2 separate regions of the Homo sapiens genome follow, and region 1 is linked to region 2. Evidence: chromatin loops called from intact Hi-C (ENCODE). Cell type or tissue: CD14-positive monocyte. All regions are shown on one strand. Each heading gives the region's core, and the rest is flanking DNA. Links, peaks and the distances in the headings are about the cores only.

Evidence for each region. Hi-C counts contacts between places; a loop is a spot of excess contacts. Peaks named below come from ENCODE experiments on the same cell type or tissue, not always from the same donor. Only the 100,000 strongest peaks of a DNase experiment are listed, where the experiment ranks them.
Region 1: a loop joins it to region 2, with 1.9 times the contacts of the local background. A loop is called at or near these places in 11 of 110 quality-filtered maps.

What each region holds. Positions count from the first base shown.
Region 1 is chr5:68,221,418-68,229,713 of GRCh38, forward strand. It overlaps PIK3R1 (phosphoinositide-3-kinase regulatory subunit 1), which reads left to right. Exons shown (of 16, transcript NM_181523.3): 2 at 4,873-5,592. The coding sequence starts at 5,259. Among named protein-coding and RNA genes, the nearest start is that of PIK3R1, 9.8 kb to the left of the region's middle. In CD14-positive monocyte, for the core only: no CTCF peak of the experiment used is centred there; a DNase peak (open chromatin) is centred at 3,924; H3K4me3 peaks cover 500 bases; H3K27ac peaks cover 4,368 bases.
Region 2 is chr5:68,043,387-68,051,729 of GRCh38, forward strand. No RefSeq gene overlaps it. Among named protein-coding and RNA genes, the nearest start is that of LINC02219, 140 kb to the right of the region's middle. In CD14-positive monocyte, for the core only: no CTCF peak of the experiment used is centred there; a DNase peak (open chromatin) is centred at 3,235; H3K27ac peaks cover 1,065 bases.

The DNA.
Region 1 (8,296 bases), core at 297-8,296, 180 kb after region 2:
TGTAGAGAGATATGGGCTGTGGGCCCAGGAACCCTTCCATACCCTCCTGCCTTGGTTGAAGACCCATTTCGTGCTGCCATCCAATGCCTAACTGCTAATTTCATTGGGAGATAGAATCACATGACTTGGATATATTCTTGATTAATTTAATGTGATTTAAAAATATCCTGTATTCCTGCCTGTCCATCAAGTTCTCCAAATTCTTGTCATTTCTAAATGGAGAATGGAGTAACTCAACAAAGTCAGAGAGGGCTTTTTTGTTTGGCTCTTTGCCAAAATGCCTATAGGTTAGAGGGTTACACAGAAAATCTACTTTACAGCAGTTGTACGTTAAGTAGCTGTGGATTGCTATTTGTCAAACATCAGAAACAATTTTATTTTGGGGAATAGAAAGAGAATTTCTCTGTATGTTAGCAGGGACAGAAAATATGCTTCTGATTAATGGGATTGCAGGCAGTCATTAGAAGGATTGAAAGACTGGAGAAAAATTCCTTAAAATTTTGAACTGTTGCATATGATATTATATAAGAGTAAGTTAGTTTACTTGTTCGTAGGATTCCTTTATACCCTTTGTTACAATAACTTATGCATGCACTAGCTTGGAGCCTATATCACAAAACTGCCTTGGTTATTTGAAAATATTACATTGTAGATAATGTTATCTACATATAAAAAGCCTTTGCTATGTGAATAATCATGTCAGAACTGGGTAAAAATAGTTTAGTGGGCAGGTATATGTAGCAAAAGAGAATAGAGGCATGATAGAGTGAATCTGAGGAAAAATCCTGTTGATTTGGATAGTTTAGGCTCCAGGTCGATCTCGGTAGGGGTGGTGGTTACACAGGTATTACCAAATACCTCAGGCTGCTGGGTCTTCTGCAGTACTGTGAAGAATTTGAGGATGAGAGAAAAGAGAACTTCCCAGTCCTCTAGATGTGACAGTCCTTGTGGCAGTGCCATATCCCCCTAAGGAGGAGCTGGGTTATTGGAAATTGTTCAGTGGAGGGGCCTGGGATAGTGGCAGGAGGCAGAGGTGCTAAGGATACAGGTGGCAGAAGCGAAGCTCATAGAGCAGAAATAGGCAGGATTCCAGAAGTGGGCAGCCTTCCAGAAGTGGTGTGCCCAGTATTCTTTTATTCACTAGTTTATGGACTTCTTTCGCAGGGACACATTTTAATGAAGTCTCTTTGGAAGAAAATTTGCATGGCTGAGATGCTGGGTTTTGGAGTTGATGGAACTGCCGAGTTAAAATAGCTTTTTTGTGTGTGCAGGTAGTGTGAAAGAGCCACATACACTATCAGTAAAGCCGCTGTCTGAGAGAGTTAAAGAGGCAGACAGACAGTTAAGGTTAATTGGAGTGATCAGCTTGTGCAGGCCACGAACCTGCATCATCCACACCAAAGCAAGTTGAGTTCAGGCAGTAGATGCTGGAGGTGTTAAAAATGGGACTTACAGAGCTAGACTGCCTGGATCTGAATTCTAGTTCCTCTTCGCAATTGCTAAGTATTATCGTGACAGAGATATTTTCTGTCCTATGTTAAGTGAGACTACTGATAGTACCTGTTTTTATATAGTTATCTACACACACACACACATACATATATGACTATATATATGACTATATATATATGACTGTATATAACTATATATAGTCAGCATCATCATATCATCTAATACTAATTGGGAGCTATATGTGTACAAACTCAATCATCATCATCATCATCATCATCATCATCATCATCATCATCATCACCCAATACTTAACCGGAGTTTTATGTGGATTAACCCATTCAGTCCTCAAGAATGACAGACGTCAAAATGGACATGGCAGTCAGGAGAAAGTGTACAATGTGCAAAAGAGTAGGGGTGGCTGCCTTCTCTGTCTAGCTAAGGGCTCTCTACATCTTATCACCATGCTGTCCAGTCCCCACCCCAATGACTTGACTGCTCTCCTTTTTTTTTTTTTTCCACAACATTGCCCTCAGACCACTTAATTGACACTGACTAATGGCTGGCCTTGAATTAACGTCTGCATCAATGGATGGATGCCCTGTTTGTATCCATCTTCCTGGCCTTACTTTGGGGTCTCAGAAGACAGAAATGGTGTGTTCTATTTACCATCCTAGAGTCATAGAAGATTTGTGGTTCTTTTTATCAGATGAGGACCCAGAGTTCTGCACAGGGTTCTTCTTACCCACAAAGTAAGGTTCTTCTTACAGGTGGCAAGGGAGAGAGAATTTGTAGAGACCTTTAGTTCTCTGTCACTTCAGACAGGGATTGCCTCTCTGGTGTCTAGCCTCTAAAAGTCATCATGTTCCTTAGGTTTCTATTTCCCTTTGCACAAATTTAGCCTCAGGCAGACTCAAGCACAGCTTTTAGGTTTGTAAAACCTTGACAAGTCCTGGAGCCTTTTCTTAATACAGAGCCCCCTGGCAAGGAACAGCTTCAGAGGTAAGCTGTGAGCAGGGGCTTGCTTGATGGTTCCTGGAGGATTGAAGATGGGGAAGAGTTTGTTCATTATACTTCCCATTCTATTAAGAATCCCACCAAACTGGCCCACTGGGTGGCTGGAATAAAGGAAGTGTTAGGAAGCAGCTGGCATAAAGATCTACCCAGCCTACTGGTTGAGGATTTTTTTTTCCCCCCTAAAAGACATACATTGCCAGGAAAAGCTAACAAAAATTTCAAGGCAGATTTGGAGGAATTAAATTATTCTTAGGCACATTGCCTGGTTTCTAAGCATTTAGGGATATGTAAATGTTCATGTTCTTTAGAGGTCTCTGTCTCTTTTGTACAGAGTACATTAGTACTAAAAATGAGATTTGCTAGTTCTACATTTTCATGTGAATTTATGCAGTGAATATTCAATTTGATTCTGGATCTTTCAAAAGGAAAGGCTTTCTTTAAACAAATAATATAGCTTATTTTTCTGATATGCTCTATTGGTTGCTTTGATTTTTTTCTCCGACAACTGAAATGCGAAGTAGAGTACTATCCCCAATTAATATTCTTGCTCCACAAAGACTTCCAGTGTTTGTTTTTGCTTCTTTTAATATGTAACTCTCCTAAGTGTGTTATTGTATTACAGCTAAGAGGCTTTACCCATGTAAAGTTGAATACTTTACACTTCTGAATGCCAACATAACAATTAATCTATGATTAGATTTTGCTTCTTAAGATGCCTCCACTGACGAGTGCCTGTAATATTAAACTTCTAAAGTGTTCCACTCTTTAAAACTTATAAAAGCTCTCTTTGATATAGCCCACTGAAATTGTGTGGCTATTGTTTTTATTGCTTTATTGTGCAGCCAGCTTAACTGAAACCTTTGGGTGGCTTTTACTCTTTATAATAAAGATAACATTGAGAAATGCCTGGAGTACAAAGTGTATATGTGTACATGCCGTTCTCAGCCATCTACTCTGACTTAGTAACTCTCTAATTCCCTTGCCTCCACTATGTTTAAGAACAAAAAAGAAAAACACTTACATTTCACATTTCCTCCATCAAGCTGTCTTTATAGAGTGGTCTGTAGCAACCATTGCTACTTCCTCTCTAATATTTTTTAACTCCTTAAGATGTTGTTGCTGTCCTCACTGCTGGACTGGAATCTGCGTGATGATTCCATCATGGGCGAAGCCCCAAATTATTTAGCCTTGACTCAGTCTCTCCTGTCTGGATGCCTTTGCAGGATTTAGTCTTAGGGATCACATTTTCCTACTTGAACTCTTCTTCCTTGTTTTTGGGATGTTGTCTCTAAACCTTGACTTTCCTTCCTCAGTTACATACATTGAACTTCACTATTTGGCCCTTGGATCATTTTTTTTTTTTTTTAACTTTTGATTTGTCCTTGTGAGCTCTTCCATTCCATTGAATTCAGCCTTGCCTAATTGTGGCCGATTGCCAAATCCCTAGCATGTTTCCTCTTCTGAATCACAGACCAGGGTTTCATCAGCCACTAGCACACTTGCACAGGGGTGCCCAGAATCACCGTCAGCCCATCAGGTCACCTGGCTTCTCTTTGCCTGATAGTGCTCCAAACTCTCATTAATGCAGGATCAGGCACCCTTTGCTCCTCTCGTTCTCGCCGCACATTTAAGCATTTGCCACATCCCACATGTTCTTTCTCTGCAGTGTTTATTTCACTCCTCCCCTTTCCACACCTGCTGCTGCCACCCTGGTTTGTGTCCTCACTACCTCTTGGCCAGACCTCTGCAACACACCTTTCTCGCACACTGTGGTTAGATTGATATTCCTGGAGTGCAGCTCTGATCCCGTTGCTCACTTTTCACCAAGCCCTTTCCGTGTTCCACACTGTGGGCTGAATTACTCACAAACTCAGCATGGGCATGCGTGATGTCCTACAGCCCCTACCTAAATCTCTAACCCCAATCCCACTGCTCCCTCTTTGGCTCCAGACGGATTGGACTGCCTGTTCTAGCTCTTCTCAGAATATGACATTTTCTTGGTCACTTCTGTAACTAGCGTCCGACCACACATGCCATTCTGTCTTCAGATTCCTGCAGTTAGTGTGCTTTCTCCCTCGTTTGAACCCTGCAGTGTTTAGTTTCTGCCTCTCTTATGACATGTACTAGTGTTGTGGCTCTGTGTACTCTGAGCCACATTATCAGCGATAATGTCACATTATCGCTAAGACATTGCCTCATGCCGACACTCCTCCCCTCTGCCCCCGCCCGGTGTTCTTAGAAGGCAGGGACTGCCTTACTAATCTCTGTTGTGTCAAGCAATAGCACACTGGCCTGTGTCTGTCTGCCAAATCGATTAAGTACTTGTTGAATGGAAGTAGAAATTCCAATTAACACAGATGGCAAAGTGTGCTGTTCATTCTTAAGTCTCGTTTTTTTCATTCCTAGGTGAAGCTCGTGTGTGGAGTGCCACGGTACAATCAGACGACAGATGGACAGTGTGACAAAAGTGTCAGAAAGGATTGGGCCTCGCTGTGAGAGTCAGCCTGGATTCAAAGTGTTGACAAGTTGCTGAAAAGGAAGCCAGTGAGAGGACTGTGGCACGCAGAGGAAGTGGAGCCCTGTCTTCGGTCACACCATTGATGGAGGACAGATGGACAGCCGTATGGCCAGTCACCTCTCCTCTTAAACCTTTGGAGAGTGGTCCTTTGTCCTCTGCTGGACACATAATAGGAATTCTAACACATTCTCTGAATTCACTTTTCATAAAAACGTAAAATCAGACTGCTCTGTACAACCAGGCTCAACTGTTGCATGGTAGCAGATTTGCAAACATGAGTGCTGAGGGGTACCAGTACAGAGCGCTGTATGATTATAAAAAGGAAAGAGAAGAAGATATTGACTTGCACTTGGGTGACATATTGACTGTGAATAAAGGGTCCTTAGTAGCTCTTGGATTCAGTGATGGACAGGAAGCCAGGCCTGAAGAAATTGGCTGGTTAAATGGCTATAATGAAACCACAGGGGAAAGGGGGGACTTTCCGGGAACTTACGTAGAATATATTGGAAGGAAAAAAATCTCGCCTCCCACACCAAAGCCCCGGCCACCTCGGCCTCTTCCTGTTGCACCAGGTTCTTCGAAAACTGAAGCAGATGTTGAACAACAAGGTCAGTATTGATAAGTGGTTGCTTAATGACTCCCTTTCTTTTTCTTTTTAAGGAAAAGTCTTAAGTTTGGGTTGAGTCGTTATGTTCTGGGCAGAAGTTACCTTGGCAACTGCACCTGAATTGATGTGTGGTGCATAAAAGCTTGGTCAATCATTACACAACTAGAAATTTGTGTTTGTGGGGTTGGAAGTTGTTATAAAAATAGGGACACAGTATCCGAGAACCTGTTTAGTGAGTGTCGTTGAACACTATTATTATAGTTGTCATTGAATTAAACATCTACTATATTTCTTATTTTTGTAATTGGCATTATAGGCGGAGTATTCCTAGTCTGAAAATATGAAATCTAAAATGCTGAAAAACCCAAAATTTTTTGACACCCAAAGGAAATTCTCATTAGAGCATTCCAGAATTCAGATTCAGTGGTCAAGGGGTATAATGCAAATATTCCAAAATCCAGAACAACATGAAATCTACAACACTTCTGGTTCCAAGCATTTCAGATAAGGAATACTCAACCTGTGTATATCTAATAATAATTTTGGGAAAGTGGAGGGTAAGTCTAATATAAGTATATTTAACATGATTTGTATGGAAAAATGTAGAGAGTAATAAAATGACCACAGAACTCGGCTGAGAAGAAACCATTGTTTTTATAACCTGGTATCTACCTCTTGGTTTCCTCTCCAGGATCGCTGTGGCCAAAGCTGAAACCCAATCCTATAGTTAGTATAAAAGTAAAGGGATTTCACTTCCTTTGTGGGTAGTGTCATTTGTAGCATTAATGCCTATAGTCTGGTTCGCCTTCATGAGGGGGAAGAAAAATTCACTGAATACTTTGCTTAAATGGAAACCACCTTCATTCAAAAACCACTTATTGCTTATTGGAGATGGTCCATACTTGCGCTTCAGGCACAGCTGTGTCTTTAAGGTTTATCTTCTGTTCGGTTTCACACAGAGACAAGCCTTATGCTCAGCTTTGCTGTTATCAGCTTTGTCAAATACCGGTTTCCTCACTAGTAAATCACACGCATTTTTCTTTTTTCTCTTGTGTAGTCTTCTTTCTTAGGGTCTAAGAAGGGAATGGGAAGGAATGGTTTAAGATGGGTGGGCCTAACTGCAGTAGTTATATATTGAGGAGACCTGACTGGCATCACAGGATATTTCTGGAAGAGATTCTGATACCACTAGTAAGCTATTATACCTTCTTTAATGTTGCCTTATTCTAACACAAGTGAATAAGACAATGAGAACAGAGAAACAGAATGCAAGGGTAAGAGCTGCCTTTCAGTATTGAGTAGTAATAGATTGGGAATATTGTGTTAAAATCAAGGAATTTATTAATGATACCTGAAGGGAAGCCCTTTTCTTTCCCATACCCAGCCCAAAGGGATACTTATTTCATAAATGTTATACTTTATAATGTTCAAATAATATCTTTTATTATATTGTTCAAAAGCCAAAGTTAATTTTTCTTTGCAGATCAATCAAAAAACCATGACTCTCCGCACATACATAAGTGATTTTATCAACCATTGCAGCACTTAGCAGATTGAAGATACATACGTAATCGTTTTTCTCCACCAAGTTATATATTTTCACCTTTTATTTTTTTTAAGTTAAAAACGCTTTCTTCAGTAGCCTAATTCCAAAGGAAAAGTGATTTAATTTTTCCGAGAATACAGAGCTTTACAGAATCATAAAAATAGTTGAATTAGAGAAGATTATTTAAAAGGTGGAATAAGGGCACCTTGTCAAGATTAGTTACAAAACAATTTTATAAAAGCAGTTTCTAAACAAAATTTGCATTTGATAATTGCTATCAGGTGCAAGTTTCTTTGGCTCTGGTGTACAGAAAAGCAAGTCTTTCCTTATAGGAAAAGTCATTTTCTCTTTTTATATCCTAAACTATTTTATAATGCTTGCTTTCTCATGTAATGTGATGACAATTGAGATTTTTAGCAGCTTTTTCATTTTTCTTTAATACATGGAAAGATGGAGTGAAATGAAAATTTTTAGCAGAATTCAAGAAAGAGACCCATGATAATGTGCATAAAAGTATTAGAGCCTGAATATAAATGAGAAATTAGTAATAACTGAAAGATTGAAAGGAGAGTGTTGGGGGGGGGTCATGTGGGGAGTATAATACTAAACATTCAATTTTCTAGAAGTGTTGGTCTTGTATTCTCATTTAAATATTCCTATGAAGCGAGAATTCAATAGCTCCTATGAGTTGCATGTTGAATTCATATGGAAAGTAGTTATAAGGACAAATTTTATATGTTAGAACCTGTGAGACTAGTTTCTTTTGCCTCCGTTTGTATTTCTTTGAAAAGCTTTTGCAGTGACAAATTGTGTGAAGGCAAGAAATGATAGTTCTGTTCTATTCTTACCATAATTGAATTCTTTAGTTCTTTTCTTTTTTTTTCCTTTTAACACCCTCCACCTCCACCTGACTTAGCCAGTTTTTCATGTTATGCTGTGTTTATTGCATTTAGAAGGTTATTCCTCACCAACCCCCACCCCAGGTCTAGGAACCACATGCAGTTTTGTTTTGTGGACTTGGCACACCTCGTTAATGGGCAGCAGGGTAGACAGAGGGTGCGAGGACAGCCTGCATGCCAATTGTGTGTCTGTGTCCTGCTGAGCCTTGCTGCCCTCTCTGTTTTTAAAAGGAAATTGTCCTTAGACTCTGGCCAAGAGT
Region 2 (8,343 bases), core at 81-8,080:
AGGTGCCAGGAAGGCCAGAAAGAGTCCAGGGCAAGAAAGAGAAGGGGGTTACACTGCCAGGGTTTGGATCCTGGCTTCAATACTTACAAGCTGTGTGATTTCAAGCAAGTTAGTTGAATTATCTGTACTTCATTTTTCTCATCTGTGAAATGGAGATGAGTCTGTCTGCCACTTCTTCTAACCACCATGACCTCCAGAGAACAGTGGCTGCGGCTATTCTTCTGTCTCTAAAACCTCAACACCTTTTGGTGAACTCTCACCAGGAACATTTAGATGAGGATAATACAGTTCCTGCTAAACCAAACTGATAACCAATCGTTAGGGGCTGAATTGTGCTCCTCATCTTCCCAAATTCGTATGTTGAAGTCCTAACCCCCAGTACCTCAGAATGTGACTATATTTGAAGATCTGCAAAGAGCTAATTAAGGTTGGATGAGGTTCACAGGGTGGGCCCTAATCCAATATGATTGGTATCCTTAAATGAAGAGTTGATTAGGGCACAGATAGGCAGCTCTGTCTCACAGTGCTATTGTGTGGATTAAACTTGTTAATATACATAACAAGTTTGTCCAGCCCGCAGCCTGTGGGCCACATGTGGCCCATGATGGCTCTGAATGTGGCCCAACACAAATTTATAAACTTTCTTAAAACATTATGATATTTTTTGTGATTTTTTTTTTTTTTTTAGCTCCTCAGTTATCATTGGTGTCAGTGTATTTTGTATGTGGCCCAAGACAATTCTTTTTCTTCCAGGGTGGCCCAGGGAAGCCAAAAGATTGGACATCCCTGATATATAAAGTGCTCAGAACATTGCCTAGCACATAGTAACACTGTATGAGTGTTAGCTATGTTATCAACATTTGCGATGATTAACATATTGATGATGGGTCAACAGGTGCAGCTAACCACCATGACACACGTTTACCTATGCAACAAATCTGCATGTCCTGCATATGTATCCTGGAACTTTAAATTTAATTTAATTTAAAAAAATATTGAAATGCTTTGCAATGTACAAAGCAATATGTAAATGTAAGGCGTCGTGCTGGATTGATCAGTGTATGTGTTTGCTAAGGCTGCCCTAACAAAGTACCACAGACTGAGTGGCTTAAACAACAGAAGTGTATTTCCTCATAGTTCCGGAGACTGGAAATCTGAGATCAAGGTGTCAGTATGGCTGATATCTTCTAGGATATCTCTCTCCTTGGCTTGTAGATGACCGTCTTTCAATGTCTCTTCACATGGTCTTTCCTCTGTGCCTGTCTCTGCCCTAACCAACTCTTCATTTAAGGATACCAATCATATTGGATTAGGGCCCACCCTGTGAACCTCATCCAACCTTAATTAGCTCTTTGCAGATCCTGTCTTCAAATATAGTCACATTCTGAGGTACTGGGGGTTAGGACTTCAACATATGAATTTGGGAAGATGAGGAGCACAATTCAGCCCCTAACGATTGGTTATCAGTTTGGTTTAGCAGGAACTGTATTACCTTCATCTAAATGTTCCTGGTGAGAGTTCACCAAAAGGTGTTGAGATTTTAGAGGCAGAAGAACAGCTGCAGCCACTGTTCTTTGGAGGTCATGGTGGTTAGTAGAAGTGGCAGATAGACTCAAAGATGTCAGGCAGATCCAGATTCTCCTGGCTCTTCTTTGCTCCCCAGCCCTTCTTCCAGATTCCTGACCCCATTGACCAGCAGTGGCCCTAAGCCAATCACCAGACATTAGGCTGAGAACTCACAGACGTTTCCTATACCCCTCACCATAGCACTTCAGTGGCTGGATGTGCCTGGCTCTTAGGATTGACCAGCAGCAGCTGCCCTTCACCTCCCACAGCTGCACAAAATCTAGCCAGGAGGTACATCTCTTATCCTATAACACTCAGAGTGACTCTGCTCCCATCATTGGACCTGGATTCTAGCTAGCTAGAATAATATTTAATAATAATGTTATTATTATTTTTTTAGACATGCTATCACTGAACCAGAAAGGAGTCTCTGCTTCACTGATAAGCATATATTTGAAGTTCTAATTATCTCAAGCAGGAGCTCATTCCAAAGTCCTCTGAATTTGTCCTCATGCTGCCATCTCTCCTGGCTCCAATATGTCCCACAAGCGGCTGCCAGATAAAATTTCTTGAATCACATTTATGTCATCTAGCAATGGTCAAGGGAAGTCCCAAGATGACAGCTGAGTAGCAGGCCTAGAGGGCAACACATTCAGACTAGAGCAAAACAACAAAGAAATGGAGGGTTCCCAGACAGTGGTGTCCAGGAAAAACAAAATGGAACAAATGCACCGAAAGTATGGGAAACATTAGAGGGTGGTTTACCATGCCATTGGGTCACCGCGGAAAAAAAAATAGTAATGAGGCATAGAAAATTATGCAATTTTTAAAGTCATTACAGTTGTCTTCCTTATCCATGGGGGATATGTTCTAAGACCCTCAGTAGATGCCTGAAACCACAAATAGTACAGAACCTGATTGCCATCAATCATAATACATTTCTGTTCATGTCTCGCACCCACAAACTTAATTCCTTTTCCATCTTAACTAAGCACTTATGCACTGTGGCCATAACTTTTGATGTTTCATGTGTGACAGCAAAACTAGCATGAGTTTCTTTTTCCTTCTTCACAATTTGATAGATAAAAGATTTGTTCTTACCTTAGATCTTAGCAACCTCAGCATATGATACATTTACTCTCCTTATTAAAACTTTCACATTTTTACTTGAAGGAAGCACTTCCTAGCTTGCTTTTCTTTGGCATATCTGTATTGCCAGCATTACAACTCTTTTTTTTTTTTTTTTTTTTAGATGGAGTCTTGCTTTGTTGCCCAGGCTGGAGTGCAGTGGCACAATTTCAGCTCATTGCACCCTCTGTCTCCTAGGTTTAAGCAATTCTCGTGCCTCAGCCTCCCAAGTAGCTGGAATTACAGGTGCATGCCACCATTCCCAGCTAGTTTTTGTGTTTTTAGTAGAGACGGGGTTTCACCATGGTGGCCAGGCTGGTCTCGAACTCCTGACCTCAGGTGATCCACCTGCCTCGGCCTCCCAAAGCAGCATCACAACTCTTGCACTTATGGCCATAGTCAAGTAAAATCAGATTTACCTGGATGCAAGCACTGGATACCATGACAGTGAATCTGATAGCTGAGCCGGCTACTAAGTGACTAATGGGCAGGGAATGTAGAAAGCATGGAGACGTTGGGCAAAGGAATGATTCACATCCAGCGCAGAACGGAGGGACATGGTTTGAGATTTCATCACACTACTCAGAAGGGCATGCAATTTAAAACACATGAGTTGTTATGCAACCATAAAAGAGAACAAGATCATGTTCTCTGCAGGAACATGGATGAAGCTGGAGGCCATTATCTTAGTAAACGAACACAGGAACAGAAAACCAAATACCACATGTTCTCACTTATAAGTGGGAGCTAAATGATAAGAACACATGGACACATGGGAAGAACAACAGACGCTAGGGCTTACCAGAGGTGGGAGGCTGGGAAGAGGGAGAGAATCGAGAAAAATAATAAATGGGTACTAGGCTATTGGTGACAAAACAGTCTATACAACGAACCCTCCTAACACAAGTTTACCTATATAGCAAACCTGTATATGTACCCCTGAACTTAAAATAAAAGTTAAATTTTTAAAAATGGCCAGAGGACATGAACAGACACTTCTCAAAAGAAGACATACAAGTGGCCAACAAACATATAAAAAATGCTCAACATCACTCATTGTCAGAGAAATGCAAATCAAAACCACAATGAGACACCATCTCACAACAGTAAGAATGACTGTTATTAAAAACTCAAAAACAACAGATGCTGGCAAGGCTGTGGAGAAAAAGGAATGCTCTTACACTGTAAGTGGGAATGCAAACTAATTCAGTGACTGTGGAAAGCAGTTTGGAGATTTCTCAATGAACTTAGAACTACCATTCCACCGGGCAATCCCACCACTGGGTGTATACCTAAAGGAAAATACTTTCTTCTATCAAAAAGACACATTCACCCACATGTTCATTGCAGCACTATTTACAATAGTGAAGACATGGAATCAACCTAGGTGCCCATTAACAGTGGATTGGATGAAGAAAATATGGTACATATACATCATGAAGTACTACACATCCATAAAAAGAATGAAATATGTCCTTTGCAACAACATGGATAGAACTGGAGTCCATTATCCTAAGTGAACTAACACAGGAACAAAAAAACAAATACTGCATTTTCTCACTTATAAGTGGGAGATAAACATTGAATACACATGGGAACAATAGACAGTGGAGACCACTAAGATGGTGGAGGGAGAGAAGGGGATGTCAGCTGAAGAACCACCTGTTGGGTATTATGCTTACTGCCTGGGTAATGGGATCACTGGGACCTCAAGCCTCAGTGTCATATATATGCCCATACAAGAAATCTGCACATGTACCCTTTAATCAATAATAACAGTTGAAATTATTTTTTAAATAAATAAAATGGTTGAGTTGTTTATTTCTGTAACTTTTCATTTAATACTTTCAGACCACATTGGACTGTGGATAACAGAAAGCAAAATCCCAGAGAGCAATGCCAAGACCAGCTAGGTCGGGAAGACCCTAACCCAGTGGCGCTAGAGGAATTAAAGACACACATAGAAATATGGAGGTGTGAAGTGGGAAATCGGGGGTCTCACAGCCTTCACAGCTGAGTGCCCCAAACAGAGATTTACCCAAGTATTTATTAACAGCAAACCAGTCATTAGCATTGTTTCTATAGATATTAAATTAACTAAAAGTATCCCTTTTAGTAAACGAAGGAATGGGCCAAATTAAAGGAATAGGTTGGGCTAGTTAACTGCAGCAGGAACGCACCCTTAAGGCATAAATCGCTCATGCTATTGTCTGTGGCTTAAGAATGCCTTTAAGCAGTTTTCCTCCCTGGGCAGGCCAGGTGTTCCTTGCCCTCATTCCCGTAAACTCACAACCTTCCAGCTTGGGCATTAGGGCCATTATGGACATATTACAGTGCTGCAGAGATTTTATTTATGGCCAGTCTTGGGGCCAGTTTATGGCCAGATTTTGGGGGGCTTGCTCCCAACAGAGCAAAATTGTGGATAATAGGGAACTACTGCATTAATTCCAGGACATACAGAAAATCGTACAGGAAAAAATATCATCAAATTACACTACTACACTCAAAGGTGAAGACTACTTGGCATAAGAGCATACAATGTCATGACTACTTACAGAATATTAAGTTGTGAAAAAGCACTGGAGAAAATGGGGAAGAGGCTGACCTAGCAGGGCAGAGGTCACAGAAGTGTGTTTCAGGCTGTAACAGGCAGCCTATGTGGACCACACCTTAAAGAAGGCAGACTGCAAATGGGTAGCTGAGAAGTGCAGCAGTAACTCGCAGGGCGTGTGGGACAAGGAAGATTTTGGGGAGATGCAGGAGAGAGGAAAGCTGAAAGCAGAAAAGCAGATAACCAAAGAGTATTTGAGAGGGCTAAGAGGATGGACTTAAAGCCCAAATGGAAGATCAGGGTTTCGATAGGAACAGGGATGTGTGTTTCATTACACCAGGTGGGAAAAAGATCCAGGCACAAGCAGGCTTGTGTGTCTGGGTTGAGAGGAGAATGATTTCCTTTCCTCTCATCTCCACCTCCACTTCCTTAGATGTGAAGTCTCAATGCACTTTCTTAGAGCTGCCTCTTCTCCCTACTAATTGGGAAGGTCATAGAGGAGTAGAGAAAGCTTAGGTTGATGATGGGGAGATCGTAAACCAAGGCAGAGATGAACCAACTCATTGGAGTCACACGGCTAATTAGTGACAAAGCTAGGACTAGAATCAAACTGGCTCCTAGCCTAGTACTCTTTCACTACCAAATTACCGTGTAATATTTAACAGATGGGAGTGATTAAGGTTTAGAGCCATTACAAAGACTAACACAAGCCGAGTTACATTAAATAAGGAATCAAGCAGAAATACAGCTGAGATATTTAAACTTCACTTCACAGGAAGGGGTAATTTTACCCACTGTGAGACCATGATTAGATCAGGGTGGGTTGAACTGAACTGTAAACTTTTTCAAGGCACTGCCTTTGCTGTTCTCTAATCCAGAGGGACTGGGAGAAGCCCTCGCTGTACTAGGTGGCACTCAGGGGATAGGATAGAGATAAATGTCAGCCAATAGTATTTACCAGTAAATTTACCCAAATTAACTGTTTAAATTACACAGATCCTCTGGCAATCTTTGCCCTACTCAATTCAGAAGCATGCGTTAAATACGCCGAAATGTACAAAGTACCTAAAAATAACAGGTATTGTTCCACCTCCGTGCATGTGGGGTCCCTGGCATTTGTAACTTCAATGAGAAGAGGTTTTTCTTCAAAATATACTTTCCATAAACTTCTCTGTCATGCCATTCATGTGGCTCTTGTTTCATTTGCAGCAAAAGTCTTTCATTGCTGTGTATTTGAATTTCCAGCGTATCTTGGACCTTGGTGTTTATTTTGATTGACATTTAGTTATCTGTCATGCAAGTATTATTTTTCCCTCAACATCACCGAGTGTGATATATGTGTGATATATGTTTCATTACAAATGCTGGCATTGGTCAGGTAGGTTGGTTTTGCTGTTACATAACTTTGAGGGTGAGGGGCAATTTGTTAATGCCCACATTGACAAGTTACCATCAGATTATGCTAATTTGCAGTACCCTTTGCAATTAAAATCCTTCTGGCTGAATATTTAGCATTTATAATTAATGTAATTTTTAAACACTCAACCAATGTTCACCTTTTCCACTAAGGCTGAACTCCAGTGCCCTGCCCTATAGCCCAGGACAGAATTCCTGGGCCAGGGGAAATCTGGAAGAACTCCACGGGATTCCAGATTGCCCAGGCATCAGAGGGAAAATACTCATCCTATCGAGAGGTATTCTATTAGATTACTACTCTTACTAAATTCTCATTACCTTACCTCAGACTAGATCAATATAATTATATGTCCAGGTCTCACTCTCACCTCACAGAAAGGCTCTGGAGCATCTAGGGACAAATAATACAGCAGATACCAGACAGAGTACCATTCCCCACCCACTTCACCAGGATGGCGTGTAACATAACTTCCAGTGGGGAAGTGATAAGCTTATAAATGCAGAAGCCTTCTCTGGTCAACCTATACCAAGAAAATGCCATCCGTATCTTTCCTTGTTATTCTGTGTCTCAACATCCTATGCATTGTCTTCATTTCACTCATCATGATCGTTTGAATTTCTGTTTTACTTGTTTATTATCTATCTTCTCCACTACAATGTAGTATTCCTAAGAGCAGAAGCCATGACCATCTTGTTTCCTGTGGAATCCCCAAGTGCCAGGAACAATGCCTGCTGCAAAGTAGGTACTAGATAAATATTAATTGGTTGGATGGAAGGTTAGATGGATGAATAGAAGTAATATGCTCCCTTCTCCCACAGTGAGAGTAAGATGGGGCCCAGTGAGCCCCCTGTTTAAAAGGAATCCCAGTTCTGGATAACTAGGTGGGTCTCAGGTGAGTGTAGCAGAAAATATGACAATTGCTAACTCTTTTGATCCAACTGACACTTAAACTTGAAAGAAAGGTAACAAAACCAGATGGAGAGTTGAGGGGAAACCTGACACTACAGGGAAGAAAGAAAACTTTGTTATAGAAAACTACCATTGTCATGTCTTGGAAACCTAAGTGAAACACAAAGGTGAATTAGACAAGAGATTAGGAGATATTTAACAAATACATATTGATTGACTAGTTAGCTGACAAAACAAACAAACAAACAAAAGGTAGACATACAAATTAGATTCTAACCTGTTAGGGTGGAGTCTTCTGTACTCTTGAGGAGGATCTACCCTTGGCGTGAAGCAGGGGAGAGTCCTCTTTAGGGTCCACTCCTCTGCCGCCTACTCCCGACACACACAGTCCTGTCCATATCCAGCAGGTTCATATTGACTTCCTGCTAATCCCGCCACCCAAAGGCTGCTTTCTCCATCAGTCTGCCCACATTGTAATGTATTCCAAGAATTTGGCTTTTCTTTACCCTATCAAAAATATTTGCCCTGGATTTTCTCCATTCAAAATTCTGATGATAAATAGTTAACTGAAAACCCCTCAAGAGTGGTCATTTCCATCAGGGAAAAAAAAAATCATAATTTTTTTCAACTTAAAAATAATAATTTATTGACCTCATCTCGCCTCTTGACACAGCTCCATCTGCTTCCCATTTCTCTGCTCCTCTTTACAATAAAACTCATTAAACTGTGGTCTACACTTGCCATTTTCAACTTTTCCCCTCTTATTATCTCT